2 separate regions of the Homo sapiens genome follow, and region 1 is linked to region 2. Evidence: chromatin contacts called from ENCODE Hi-C data. All regions are on one chromosome and are shown on one strand. The core of a region is the stretch at or near the end of the contact, and the rest is flanking DNA. Distances in the headings are between cores, read along the strand shown.

Region 1 (6,213 bases), core at 556-3,055, 460 kb before region 2:
TTTCCTCTAAATCAGACTCATATGTTTCAATGCTTTATGGGAACCTAGTAGGAAACATGCATAAGAGAAGCTGTCATATATATGACAATAGGGAGTAGTGGTGAGTATGACAAACTACAGCACATGCCCCATCTAAAGGACAGACCTACATTTCAGCTCTAAGTGTTGCATAAGGGAGGACGTGTGCAGTGTGGACAAACCTGTTCCTTTTAGAAAAGTCTAAAATCTGAATATTTATGTGAAAAATTTCAACTTTTACATTTTGGCAGCAAAGTTTTAAAAAACTTTAAAATACCATATGGGCAGAATAGAACATGTATTCAAGACCTGCCAATGGGCTTTCACTGGTGACTTCTGTTCTATACCTTCCACTGAACTTGACCACAGAGCAAGGATATACAGGTATAAGTGCTGTGTCAAGCCATCAGATAGTAGTGACCCTCTCTTTACCAATGTCTGAAGGTAACCTTCTTTTAAAACATATATATTTGTGTGAATTTAAAGTTCTCACTCTTGTGCTACTGTCAGTCTCTTTGCACTTTGTTGAGTTGTATTTAGGGTATGTAGGCTACTCTTAAATTTAAGGTATTTAGGGTATTCCTCAGAAAAAGATGCAGTCACATTTATGTCCCTTAGCAAGCTGCAGAGTTAGTGGTCAGGAACACAATCTCTGGAAACTTTCTGCCTGGGTATGTGAACTTAGGCAAATTACTCAATCTCTCCATGCCTTTGTTTCTTTATGTGTGAAACGAAGTTAATAACAGTAGTGCCTACTTTGTAGTGTTGTCACAAGGAGAAGCTAAGCTATACATAAATTGCATTAGAATAGTGCCAGGTAGTACCTAGGAAGCACACAGTGATTTTTGCTGTTACTTGGATTAGTTTGTTAGTATTGCTAGTGAATTGTTCTTTTCCTTGAATCTATCCACGGATTGTGTCCTTCATGTGGATAATAGCTGAACAGATGTATGTACTGCTTTTTACAACATGTAGGCAGATAGGGGCTGAGAATAGTTAAACATAATCCCCTGGTCTTTTCATTTGGATATCCTCTTTTGGGGATCAGGAAGCCATCAGGCTGTGGAGACCTTGGCAAAATAGAAGGAATAGAATTGGGGTGGGGTTGAGAACCTGCTGAGGTGGCTTCTGAAGTTCTGAGATAGGGCTCAGGATGGTTTTAAACTGGGATCTCTTTTAAGCTAGACTACTTCTGACCTTATCACTAATATGCCATTAAAACCAGCAACCTCTGTTGCTCTGATTGGCTATTGGGCTATTCAATGTTCTTAGAATTTCTACCAAGTTTTAATATCCTTGGTGTCACTTTCTAATACTTCAGCTTTTTATTAACTTAAACTACATTATTGAATTTAGTAATTATCTTGGTCATTATCTTGCAATACACATATGTCATCTTAAAGCATATGTTTTCTAGCTGATGGAACAGGCTGGAACCTCTCATGCGGGTGGAAAAACAAACCCTTTCTATATAGACAGGGAGGTGTCCAGCAACAAATCATGTAGTTTCTTGTTTGTTTCTCAGCAATGCAAATTGCAGGCGTATGATAGCTGTCATGCAACATAATGGTGGGAGGACAAGTTCAGGATCTGATTTCATAAACATTTCAAAGAGTTGTACTGTGTGTCTCCTGACCTGCATCATTCCTTTAACTTGAGGCCACCTTGCCATGTGCAGAAACCCTCTCAGGAAATGAGATGAGTACATCTCTGCAGGTGGCAGGCAGGTGTAATAGGAAAGGAATGTGGAGACTTAACGTTGAGTTTCTGTGATGTGGAAATCACTGCAGTTTCTCTTTGAGCTGTCGGAGAGGCAATGGTGGATTTGTAATGAGAGAGCTCCTCCTCTTTAAGAAGGGTTCTCTTTCATTATTCTTTTTTCTTGTTCTTCTTTTCCTTTTTAGGGAGAGAACTCTATAGAGGGTGGTGTCAGAAATTTGCTGGGGCCTGTTCTCCAGACCCGCCCACCTCCCAGACAGACATTTATGAGACAGAAAGAAGATGATCTAGAGAGTCTAGTTGATGTACAAATGATGGAAGGGATGTGATCATTTCCTGGAGTAGAGGAAATCTTGATAGGAGGACTGTGACAGATACCCACAGCTGATCTCCACTGCCTGTTCTTAGAAACTCATTTAGTGGTGGGCTGTGCAAGATAAGGCTGTCCATGCTGACCCTTTCGGGTTTACTTCCAATGTCATCTATGTCTTATCACTCTTGTTTCTTGGTCAGGCCTTTCTCTTGCCATAAAAGGCTTAGGGGGACCTAAACTCCATTTATCTACAATTCTGCTTATTAGCATCATGAGTTTATTGCCCTCTTATGCCTGGAGTTAAATGGGTTTTTTGAACTCTCTTCTAAAAGTCAAGTCATCCTTCTGAATCTCATCTCTGATTAGTAGAACATAAACTTTATTTCTCTATTTTGATTTTCTTTTTCTTGAACCATGACTTCCCCCTTTTGATTGGAACAGAAATGACTTGATTATATTCTTTCCCCCTCCAGAAATTGTATCAAAATGAGAGACATCGTGGGCTGTTTCTTGAGCTGTTCCTTGCATAATGTCTTCTTGATAGGCCAATTACAGTGAACAAAACATTTTAGATGACATCTAACTGGAAACTTGTAAACTACATTGTCACTTTGATTTCTGTTCTATCACTTACTATTGTATTTTTCCCTATTTTAGCTATAATCTTCCATGTGGTTTTTAATTCAGCCCAGGTTCTGAAACTTAAAAATGTGTTTGTGTGGCCAATATGTTACACCAGAATGGTCTCTTTTTATTCACAGTAAATGTGGGGCTTGGTTTATATGTGTTTGTACCAATTCTTGTTCCTAAAACTCAAAGCCCTTTGCATTTTTGTGGATATTACTAAAGAAGTTATTCATACACTGGTATTGCCATGATTAATACACACTCCATTTTGTGGCTTATTGCATCTCTGACTGTAGATGAAAAATTCTTGGTAGTTATGCATTCTATTTGAAGTTGTGATAAGAACTGACTTTTATGTTTACTCCTGATAAAGGGATTTTTTAAGATGTCTACTTACTGATGCAGCATTGGAAATCCTTTATAAGCTGAAAGGAAAATAACATCCCCTTGGCATCTTGGCTCCCATGTCTGGAAAGTCTCTACCTAAGGCCTTCAAGCAGCAAGTGTGGCAACATTGCCATCCAATAGAACTTTCTGCAATCCTGGAAATGTTCTATTCATAGCTAGTAGCCACATGTGGCTATTAAAATTTGGCTAGTGTGCCTGAAAAGTTTTTATTTCATTTTATTTCATTAATTTGAATTTAAATACTCACATGTATCTAATAGCTATCTTATTGGACTAGGTATAATCAGGAACAGGAAAAAGTTGATTATTGAGGCTTCTATTAAGTTTGTAAACTTTTCCCTTTTTCTCTCTTGTGTTTAACTTTGCCCTGAAAAATTAGTAATAGTTATAAAATTTTTGAGTCCTTATTATGTGCTATCTGTGCTACATGTTTTAATATGCACTATTTCATGTAATCTTCATTTCAGACTACAAGGGAGCTACTACTTCATTGTTGTTAAAATGGAGACAAAGAGAAAGGAAGTAACTTGCCCAAGGTTACACAGGGAGTTGGAGTTACAGCCTGAGGCCAAGAGACCCCATATGGGTGCTTTTATCTCTCTACCAGTGCCTCAGTCTGTTTGGGCTGGCATCACAAATTACCACCAGCTAGGTCATTTATAAACAATAGGAATTTATTCTCATAGTTCTGGAGCCCGGGAGGTCCAAGATCAAGGCGCCAGCAGGTTCAGTGTGTGGTGAAGGTTTGCATTTTCCTTTCAAGATGGCGCCTTGTTGTGTCCTCACCTGTTGGAAGGGACAAACAGACTCCCTCAAGCCTCTTTTATAAGGGCACCAATCCCATTACATGAGGGTTAGGATGTCCTTTTTGGGGGAGTGGCGTATGCAATTCAACCCACAATAGGAGCCTGTTTTTTTCTGTTAGGAATGGAACTTTCTTGCATTCTGAGAATGCAGAAATCTTGGGTAATTTTACATTGAGATTTTCTGGAAGAAGAGTAGTATAATGGAAAGAGTACCACATTGGAAATCAGGAGGGCTGGATTTGAATCATGAGGGTGTTTTAGTCCCTCCATTCCTTGGTTTTCCCATCTGTGAAATGGGGATAACAACGGCAGTAGACTGGTCTTGCCTCTTTTTCTGGCAGGCCTTGCTAAGTGAGTGATGAATGGAGGCTGCGGCCAGCACAAAGCCATTTCCTCCACAGGCTGAGCCTGCCAGTAATGCCTATGGCTCTTTCTCCCATATCTCTTGTCCCCACAGCAGGTCTCAGGGCACAGCCCTTCTTGAAAGTTCAGGAGAAGATGGGAAGGTGGTGGCAGAATTCAGCATGACATCGTATACCCATTGTTTTTAAGACTCCCAAGGATATGCTGGTATTTTATGATGGGTACTACCGGTAGGAAGGAAGTGGCAGGGGTGGTGGCACCCCCATGTAGCATGATGCTGGAGAGGAGGCTGAGCAGCTGAATGCCCCTTTCTGGGTCCAGCTCTGCAGTCACCAGCTATGTGGACGAGGTGGACTCACCTCTTCTCGGAGTCCCAATCGTTTCCTCTGTTGCCAAAGCAGAATTAGATTCTGTGTTCCCTTGGCTCTTTTCTGCCCTTCCTAACTTTCTCTTGAGGGATGCAGAATTAAGCCAAAGACCAGTGAGGCCTTTAAAAGGTTTTGCTTATTTGTTTAGCCCACACTCATTTTCACCTTTCTCAGACTTAGGTTTGCTTTGGAAGCATGGAAGTAAAGTTTAACCTCAGATGAGCAGCTTAACACGGGTACCTCCTCAGAAGTTAGGGAGTTAGATGTGGATCAAAGCTGCTCACCTTCCCAGTGTCCACAGGCTTGAAAGCTCAAATACACCCTACCACTGATATCGAGAAAGTCTGGCAGTAATTCTTCTAAATATCTCTTACTCCGTGGTCTTGCAATGAGTGGCAGTGTGTGTCCTTCCTTCTGTCCTCTGTGCCGTAGTCTTCCAGTAGGGCTCCTGGGCTTATTGACTCAGGTCTTGTGCTGTTCTTTTTCCTGTGTGAGGTTTATCAAATAGGAAAACACAGGAGGTAATCAGGCAAGTAAAGATGAAATTAGGACTGCATCCATTCTTGTCTCCAGATTAGCTGTGTCCCAAATTATACACAGAGATGGAATCCTGACTTTTATAAAATTTATCTGGTATTAGGAAGACAGAAACAAAAGAAGATGCCACCATTGTAAACAATAGCTAGCTATCATGCTGTGAGCAGACTTGCTCAGGTTGTTGGAAGGTGATTACTTGCTTCTATTATTATAAGTTGGCTTTTCAAGAAACTGCTTTGTTTAGTAGTATGCAGTGATTTGAGGAATGTGTTTTGTAAGTGATTCTCTTTTAAGTGGACATCTCAACTCATGATGCAGCTGTTCTTCTAAATAGTTTGCTATTGTCAATAGTGCTGCAGTGAACATATGCATACATGCATCTCTGTAATAGAATGATTTATGTTCCTTTGGGTATATACACCCAGTAATGGGATTGCTGGGTCAAATGGTATTTCTGGTTCTAGATCTCAGAGGAATTGCTACACTGTCTTCCACAATGGTTGAACTCATAAATGGGAGCTGAGTAGTGAGAACACACAGACACAGGGAGGGGAACAACACACACTGGGGCCTGTTGGCAGTTGGGGTGGAGGGAGGGAGAGCATTAGGAAAAACAGCTAATGCATGCTGGGCTCAATACCTAGGTGGTGCATTGATAGGTGCAGCAAACCACCATGGCACCCATTTACCTGTGTAACAAACCTGCATATCCTGCACATGTACCCCAGAACTTCAAAATTACAATTAAAAAAATTGCTTATGGTATATACTAGCTTTGCTCCTTCTTAGAATTCTGAAGGGAAAATTTATCTTCCAATTATGAATATGCCAATTTTCTAAAAATGTACAATAACTTCACAGAGGAGCTTAATGAGTGTTTAATATTCAGCACTGGATTAGATTACATTTCCATGGGAATAACAGAAAAATCCCCAAATAGCAGAGGGTTAAAGAAGATAGAAGTGAATTTCTTTCATACATTTAAGAAGCTAGAGGCAGTCGACCCAGGGATGGCATGGTCTATGGCATAAGAGAACAAGATTTCTTCTATCTT
Region 2 (6,909 bases), core at 3,812-6,311:
GGCCCTGTGCCTTGTTACTCATGATCCTGAAGTACCCACTGGGGAAAGCCTAGCTCTGGAAATGTCTCATTCCAGAAAAAAGGAATCATGATGATTCTGATTAAAGCAGGACTTGCCTCCTAAGAGTAATAATAATACAGTAAGAAACAGAAATTACTTCAATCATTCCTGGTGTGTGTGTGTGTGTGTGTGTGTGTGTGTGTGTAAAAGAATGGCTTTTCTAAATTAAAAACAAAAAACCTGGCTCTGAAAACTAGAACCAAATTAGCGGCAACAGTAAGCTCATTTAAGGTATATTTGTGAAGTGCCTACTATGTAACCATGGAGAAAATAGATTTGTCCTTTGCCCTTGTGTACCTTAAAGACTAACAAAGGACACCAAAACACAACAACACATGTGAACCAAACTAGGAAAGGGAAAATTCTGGACTCAGGGAGCATAAAGCACTCTGGCATGACTCAAAATACTCCTAGAGTTATCAGATTCCCCGCTAGTTAAAGATGCCATATATTTAACAATTGTCTACATCAAATGTGCACTTTTAGAGAATAATAAAATTGTATTTGCACACATTGTGTTGCTAATTTGGCTGCAGTTTGGAAGTAGTTTGGATCAAAGCTAGAAGCCTAGCACTTCTGAATTCCATTTGTAGTTATGATGTTGAACCCCAGGTGTGAAGCTCTCATTTCAAGGATAGTAGAGGGAGGAGAAAAAGGATTTGAAGCCCTAAGAATACAGTCAAAGGAAAGATTAGTGGGATGCATATGGAGTTTTAAAGCCTGAGCAATAATGTGAGTATGGTCTTCTAGAATGACAAGTCAACAAGGAGCTCCTGCTGAGTGAACAGGCTGAAGATCGGATCACCTTCGTAGAACTGCTATAAGCTGGTCATGAGCTATACAGAGCCACCTCCAAAGTGGAACTATGACTTTCAGAGTAGGGTCAAGAAAAGCTAGTTAGAACTTTAGATTTAGCATTAGAAGAAAAAATGATGTTCTCACAGATGGTATTCATCAGGCCAAATATAAATGCTGAATGATGAAGATCAATTAGGCGACAGTCTTTATGTTACTAGGCTGCTCTGATTAATGGAGATCACAAGCTTTGGAGGTAACTGGACCCCAGTGTAAATCCCAACTGCACATTCTGACTCCATAATGCCAGGCAAAGTCACTTTAATTTTGCTGGGTCTTATTTTCATTGTAAGTAAAATGAGGAGGGTAAAACCCAGATGGCAGGATAGCTATGAGGATTGAATAATTAGCACAAAGAACTCAATGAAGGGAATCTACTGTTATTATCAATAATGATACAAACTACTTTCTCTACAGTACCTGTTGCTTGAAGTCAGTAGTTAGAAGACTTTTAAAAAATACACTAAGGTCATTCACTCACAGGGCAAACAAAGACAACACAGTTTCTACCTGCTGCAGTCTGCAAATAGGAAACCGGATCAGAGAGGACATAGTACACATGGTCTGGTACATAGTAAGTACTCAAGAAAAGATTCTCATTATTATTATTCAGACAAAAGATTGGAACCCAAATTATTTAGTTAGCACAATTGTCCTTTTCATTTCTTGTCATGTAAAACACATCTCCCTAAGATTCTTTAGGCCCAAGGTCACAGAGCTCAGCCAGCACCAGGTCCCAGCTTGGTGATTCACTGACCAGAATGCAGTGCTACCAAGTACCAGGGGCTTATCTGTTCCCCAAATCACCTGACGCTGCTGACCACTCAGGAAACTATTCACTTGAATTCTGGCTCCTGGGCCCTCCCTACCATTTGGGTGTGGGTTTCCCCTTTCTGTGGAAATTGATGGCTTTGCTTCAAGTCTCCTTCCTGCTGTTTCCAGTGGCATTAGGCAAACAGAGTCATTTGTGATGTCATCACTGTCATTTCCATTGGCCGGATTATCTCTCCCTAGTGACTAATATCATTCATCACTCCTCTGGGATCTAATTTTCATGACGAATCAGCCAATGAATACTTCCACTTAACCTACAATACCATTCAATTCCAGTAAAGTCCCACGAAGAAAACGGGCTAAAAACTGTCCCTCCTTTAACTCCAGGTGACCTTGAAAAGGTTTGCTTCTTTCAGAGCAAATTTTTATGAGGGGCCAATTTATTTTATTTCATTTTATTATTTCTTTTCTCTTTTTTTGTAGAGACAAGGGGTTGCTATGTTGCCAAGGCTGGTCTTGAACCGCTGAACTGACCTCATGCAATCCTCCCACCTCAACCTTCCAAAGTGCTAGGATTACAGGTGTGAGCCACCATGCCTAGTCTTAATAAATACTTATTGACTACCTACTATGTGCCAGATCTCTTCTAACTGCTGAGGGAAAAGCTGTGAAATATCAATGAAATCGCTGACATGATTTTCATTAAATACTTTGCATGAGAAGAATAAGAGAGAGCTAAAGAAAAGTTATACATGCAATAAAAGCTTGAGGCAATTCTCTGAATGATTTTAGCCATTTTCCCACAAAGCAACCCTCCAAAAATCTAGCAGTGCTTCTGATTAATCAGTTATTCATGACATATGATAATAGTTATGAACTTGGATTGAACGACTGAAACGGAGTTTGAATCGTGTCTCTCACTTACTGGATTGAGGGGGGTCAAATTATTTCACTTATTCAGATCTCGGTATCCTTATTGGTAAAATGAGATTACTGACACTGACTTCCTGAAAGAGCTGTTTTGAGAATTAAATTAAATGCTATATGTTACCCCATGGTAAGTACTGAATAAGAGTACTTATTTAGACAAAGAGTAATTATTCAGACAAAAGATTTTTGCCTGACTTGCTTAGTTAGCTCAACTGTCTTTTTCATGTCTCACGATTTAAAAGACATTTTCCTAAGATTCTTTAAGACTTTTTTACAGATGTAAATGCAGAAGCCAGCTAATACACTGAAGAAAAGATGGGTAGACTCACTAAGGATGAGAAATTCATAAACCTAGGTTCTTGGTCACCTCAGGAGTTCACCAAGAGATATTTTGTATCTTTCTGGCCTATCAGCTCTTGTGGATCAATTTTTTAAAACTGTAGACAAAGTTCATTCTTCAAGCAAAGTCCTAGAAAGAAAGCAAAGGAGAGAGAGTACACAAAGGAGGCTTCTGTCCCTACATATCGTAATTTCTATACCATTAGTTAACTTCTCTTTGTCAGGAAGGATTTGAACTGAAAGAGAAAAAAAGATTTAATGGGAAATACTGGAAAGTGCTATATTTTTGAGTAATTTTACAATGGAAGTACTGGAATATTTTCCACAGGAATCAGCCAATAGATTGATTTCTTGATATTTTTCTGTTCCTTACTAAATTTTCAGCAACTCCCAGACACTGTGATTGTGGGGAATGTTGTTATAATAAAAAGAAAGATTGTGTATTAGAAGAAACGTATTTTAGTGAATTAATTTGGAGGTTCAAGGTTTAAATGCCATTCTCTAAAAATCTCTAATTGTGCACAATACAGATGTTATTTTTCCATCCTTACATTTTACATATCCATTATGAAATTCCAGTAATAAGACGATGGTAACATTATCAATTTGGGTTAACAATTATTTAGCAAATTCGTCTTGCCAAGTCATTTTTACCCTTCACCAGAAGAAATATATGTATTAGTATCTCAAGAATAGTTGACATTGCTAGCATATTGCGATTTGGTTCCTGGTGTTGGCAATCTTTGGTATTTCTAGTCCTGAGTGCTAACCTACCACGCAACAGAACCTCAACCCCCGTTCTAGGATACTTGGGCAAATATATATTTATTAGTCATATATTTATATATTTTTAACGATATTGTCATGTCTTTCCTCTTGAAATTATCTTGAAATTCTATCTTCCTGAGGGCTGGTTAAAGAAAAGGCGCCACTGAACCACCCAAGATTGAACAATTCACACACACACACACACACACACACACACACACACACACGAAGGTGTAGCTTGAAGCGCCTGCTTTCAGTCTTTCCCAGTCTTTCCAAGCATCTCTCAGGCTGAAAGCAAGCGGAAGTGATTGAGAAATCCCTCCAGGGACTGGTGCCTCCCACAGGGATCTACAACTTTACACTCCATCCCCCCTTCCCCTCCCATCTCTAAACCCCCTGGTAGTGAGGGGCGCCAGAGTCCCCGCCCCTTCTTGCTGCCAAAATTTGTTCTTAACCTTTTTTGGGGCAGGGGACCTACAGAATGCTATGGACCCTCCATGAATGGTGACAGAGGTTGGTGGAAAGCACAGCTTAAATATTTTGCGAAATTTTCAAGAGACCACGTATTAGAAACACACTCCGACCTGCAGGATTAAGAACCCCATTTCTAAAACTCTTGACTTGGGGTGATTAAATCGAGAGCGGAGCTCAGGTGCCAAATCTCTTCCCGAATGAAAAAGTGTAGGAAGGGAAGGCGCTCCGGCGCTGGGCCACTTTCACTTGTAAGAAACCAAAAGATGGGGACTGGTGGCAAGAGATGGGGACGGAAGAGAAAGGAAAGGAAAAGGAGAAATGTGAGAAACAGACAGGGACACGGTGGGGCGGGGAGAAGACAGACATCACAGGGGAAAATGGGGAGAAGGGACAGAGTCCGAGAGGCACAGCAGCAGAGAGACAAGGGGGAGGAGGAAAAAGAGACTCGGAAGGGAGGAGAGAGAGGAGAGGAGAGGAAAAAGACGAGAGGGGAAGTGGCTGCACGCGCGCCAGGAAAGGGAGAGAACTTTCCCTGCTTTCCCTCCCCGGGGCAGGGAATCTCAGAAAACCCCACTTCAGCGAGGTGGCGGGGACCAGGAACAGCTGCCCCGGCGCTGGTGACGCCTCTGGCCTCCGCCTCTTGCAGCCGGCAGGGCCTCCGGCTGCGAGTCCCGCACGGGCCGGCCGAGGAGGGGACATGGTCTGGAAGGAGGCGGTCCCCGTTCGTCTCGCTTTCTCCTCCCCTCTCCTCCTCTTAGAGGCGTGCACCGGGGGCATTTGAGAGGCTGTGGACCCGCGGCCCCCCCGCCTCCGCCCCCCCAGCCCCCCATTCAAGAAGCCGCTCAGCTATCCCGGCCAGCACAGGGCGCCCGGCGCGCCTCGGAGCGCAAGTTCCTCGCCTTCTCCTGCCCGCTCGCTGGGCATTATGCGGCCAAGCAGCCGAGCCCCAGTCCTCCTCCTCCTCCTGCTCCTCCGGCTCCTCCTGCGGCCCGAGCGGCTCAGCTCTCGGCAGGCGGCGGCGTTGCTCAGCCGAGCGCAGACGGGACCCTCGCAGCGAGACCTCAGCGACTCCTAAAGTCAAAAGTTGGCGGCGGGCGCCGGGCTCCGCGCGCTCTCCACGGCCGCTGCCTCGCGTCGCCGCCGCAGCCAAGGAGGGCAGGAGGGAGGGGGGTGGGGGCAGCGGAGGGAGGGGTGGGAAGCACCATGCAGTTTGTATCCTGGGCCACACTGCTAACGCTCCTGGTGCGGGACCTGGCCGAGATGGGGAGCCCAGACGCCGCGGCGGCCGTGCGCAAGGACAGGCTGCACCCGAGGCAAGGTAACCAGGCTCCGGCCCCCGGGACCCCGCCGGCCCCGACGCCGCCTCCCGGTCCTCGCTCCTGGGCAGGGGCACCCCGCAGCGGAGGCTTCTCTCCTTTTCCTAGAAAGAATTATCTCCCGCTTTGCAGCCTCTCCCTTCTTTGGGTCATCCCCAACCAATTGCTAGGGAGGGACACTATGGAAACGAATTTAGGCAACCCCCCCCTACCTTGCTGTTGCCAGATATATCCCCATCCCCACTCCCACGCCGCAAACTAAAGTAACTTAGTAATTGGGGGCACCAGATAGCGTCATGTTTTATTTTATTCAGGTTATTTATCAATATCTGAAATCATATATATTTTGACTTGTTAATTGTCTGGCTCGGAATAGTGTATCCTCAGCACCTAGCACAGGTCCTGTTACTGGCACATAGTAGGTGCTCAGCAAATATTTGTCCACTGATTAAGGGTGAAGGGATTGACTCGAATGGGCTGGAAAATAAGGTCAGAACAAAGTCCCCACCTTCGTTTTAAATTAAAGCTTAAGGAAAAATGAATTATTGGTTCATATACCTCTGCTTCTCTCCGCAGTGAAATTATTAGAGACCCTGAGCGAATACGAAATCGTGTCTCCCATCCGAGTGAACGCTCTCGGAGAACCCTTTCCCACGAACGTCCACTTCAAAAGAACGCGACGGAGCATTAACTCTGCCACTGACCCCTGGCCTGCCTTCGCCTCCTCCTCTTCCTCCTCTACCTCCTCCCAGGCGCATTACCGCCTCTCTGCCTTCGGCCAGCAGTTTCTATTTAATCTCACCGCCAATGCCGGATTTATCGCTCCACTGTTCACTGTCACCCTCCTCGGGACGCCCGGGGTGAATCAGACCAAGTTTTATTCCGAAGAGGAAGCGGAACTCAAGCACTGTTTCTACAAAGGCTATGTCAATACCAACTCCGAGCACACGGCCGTCATCAGCCTCTGCTCAGGAATGGTAAGTGGGCGCGCGCCACCTCCTCTCCCCTTCCGCCTCCTCGCCCGCTTCTAGAAGACTTAATTGTCCTCTAAGCCTAGAGACCCTCACTGTGGCGAGGCTCCGCTCCTCTCCGGCGTTAAATATCAGCTAGAAACTCGTATGGTTTGGGTAGCTAGCTCTGTGCGTGCGAGTACACTGGCGTGGAGCGCACACACCCGCCCCCAGGGGCTTCTGGATGTTTCAGAGCTTTCTGGAGTTTGGACTCGGTTCAGCGGCGCGTTGCCCAACGCTGCGAGGCGGCCTGGAAGTCAGTTTCCAAACTCGGAGAAAGTTACTGGAGTTGCGGTTCCCTGCAGCAAACTTGGCCACCCGGGAGCGGAGCCGCTGAGCGCAGGGCGGACCAGACTCCTTATTGGTGCGCCTTGCATCGGGGA

What was found. Hi-C counts contacts between places; a loop is a spot of excess contacts on that map.
Region 1: a loop to region 2 is called in a map of PC-9, with 3 times the contacts of the local background. The contact joins the enhancer-like site here to the promoter of ADAMTS9 in region 2. A Hi-C loop is called at or near these places in 1 of 168 maps with a recorded cell type or tissue (PC-9).

The regions. Positions count from the first base shown.
Region 1 is chr3:65,141,868-65,148,080 of GRCh38, reverse strand. No RefSeq gene overlaps it. Among named protein-coding and RNA genes, the nearest start is that of LINC02040, 30 kb to the left of the region's middle. RefSeq lists an enhancer at 1,055-1,814. Within about 2 kb of position 1,805, at least 2 of the 41 ENCODE cell types and tissues checked have a DNase peak (open chromatin) inside an H3K27ac peak, as active enhancers do; they include PC-9, where a contact is called at or near this core.
Region 2 is chr3:64,686,152-64,693,060 of GRCh38, reverse strand. It overlaps ADAMTS9 (ADAM metallopeptidase with thrombospondin type 1 motif 9), which reads left to right and starts at 5,061. Exons shown (of 40, transcript NM_182920.2): 1 at 5,061-5,518; 2 at 6,093-6,493. The coding sequence starts at 5,404. The region is part of intron 1 of ADAMTS9-AS2 (ADAMTS9 antisense RNA 2); the gene reads right to left.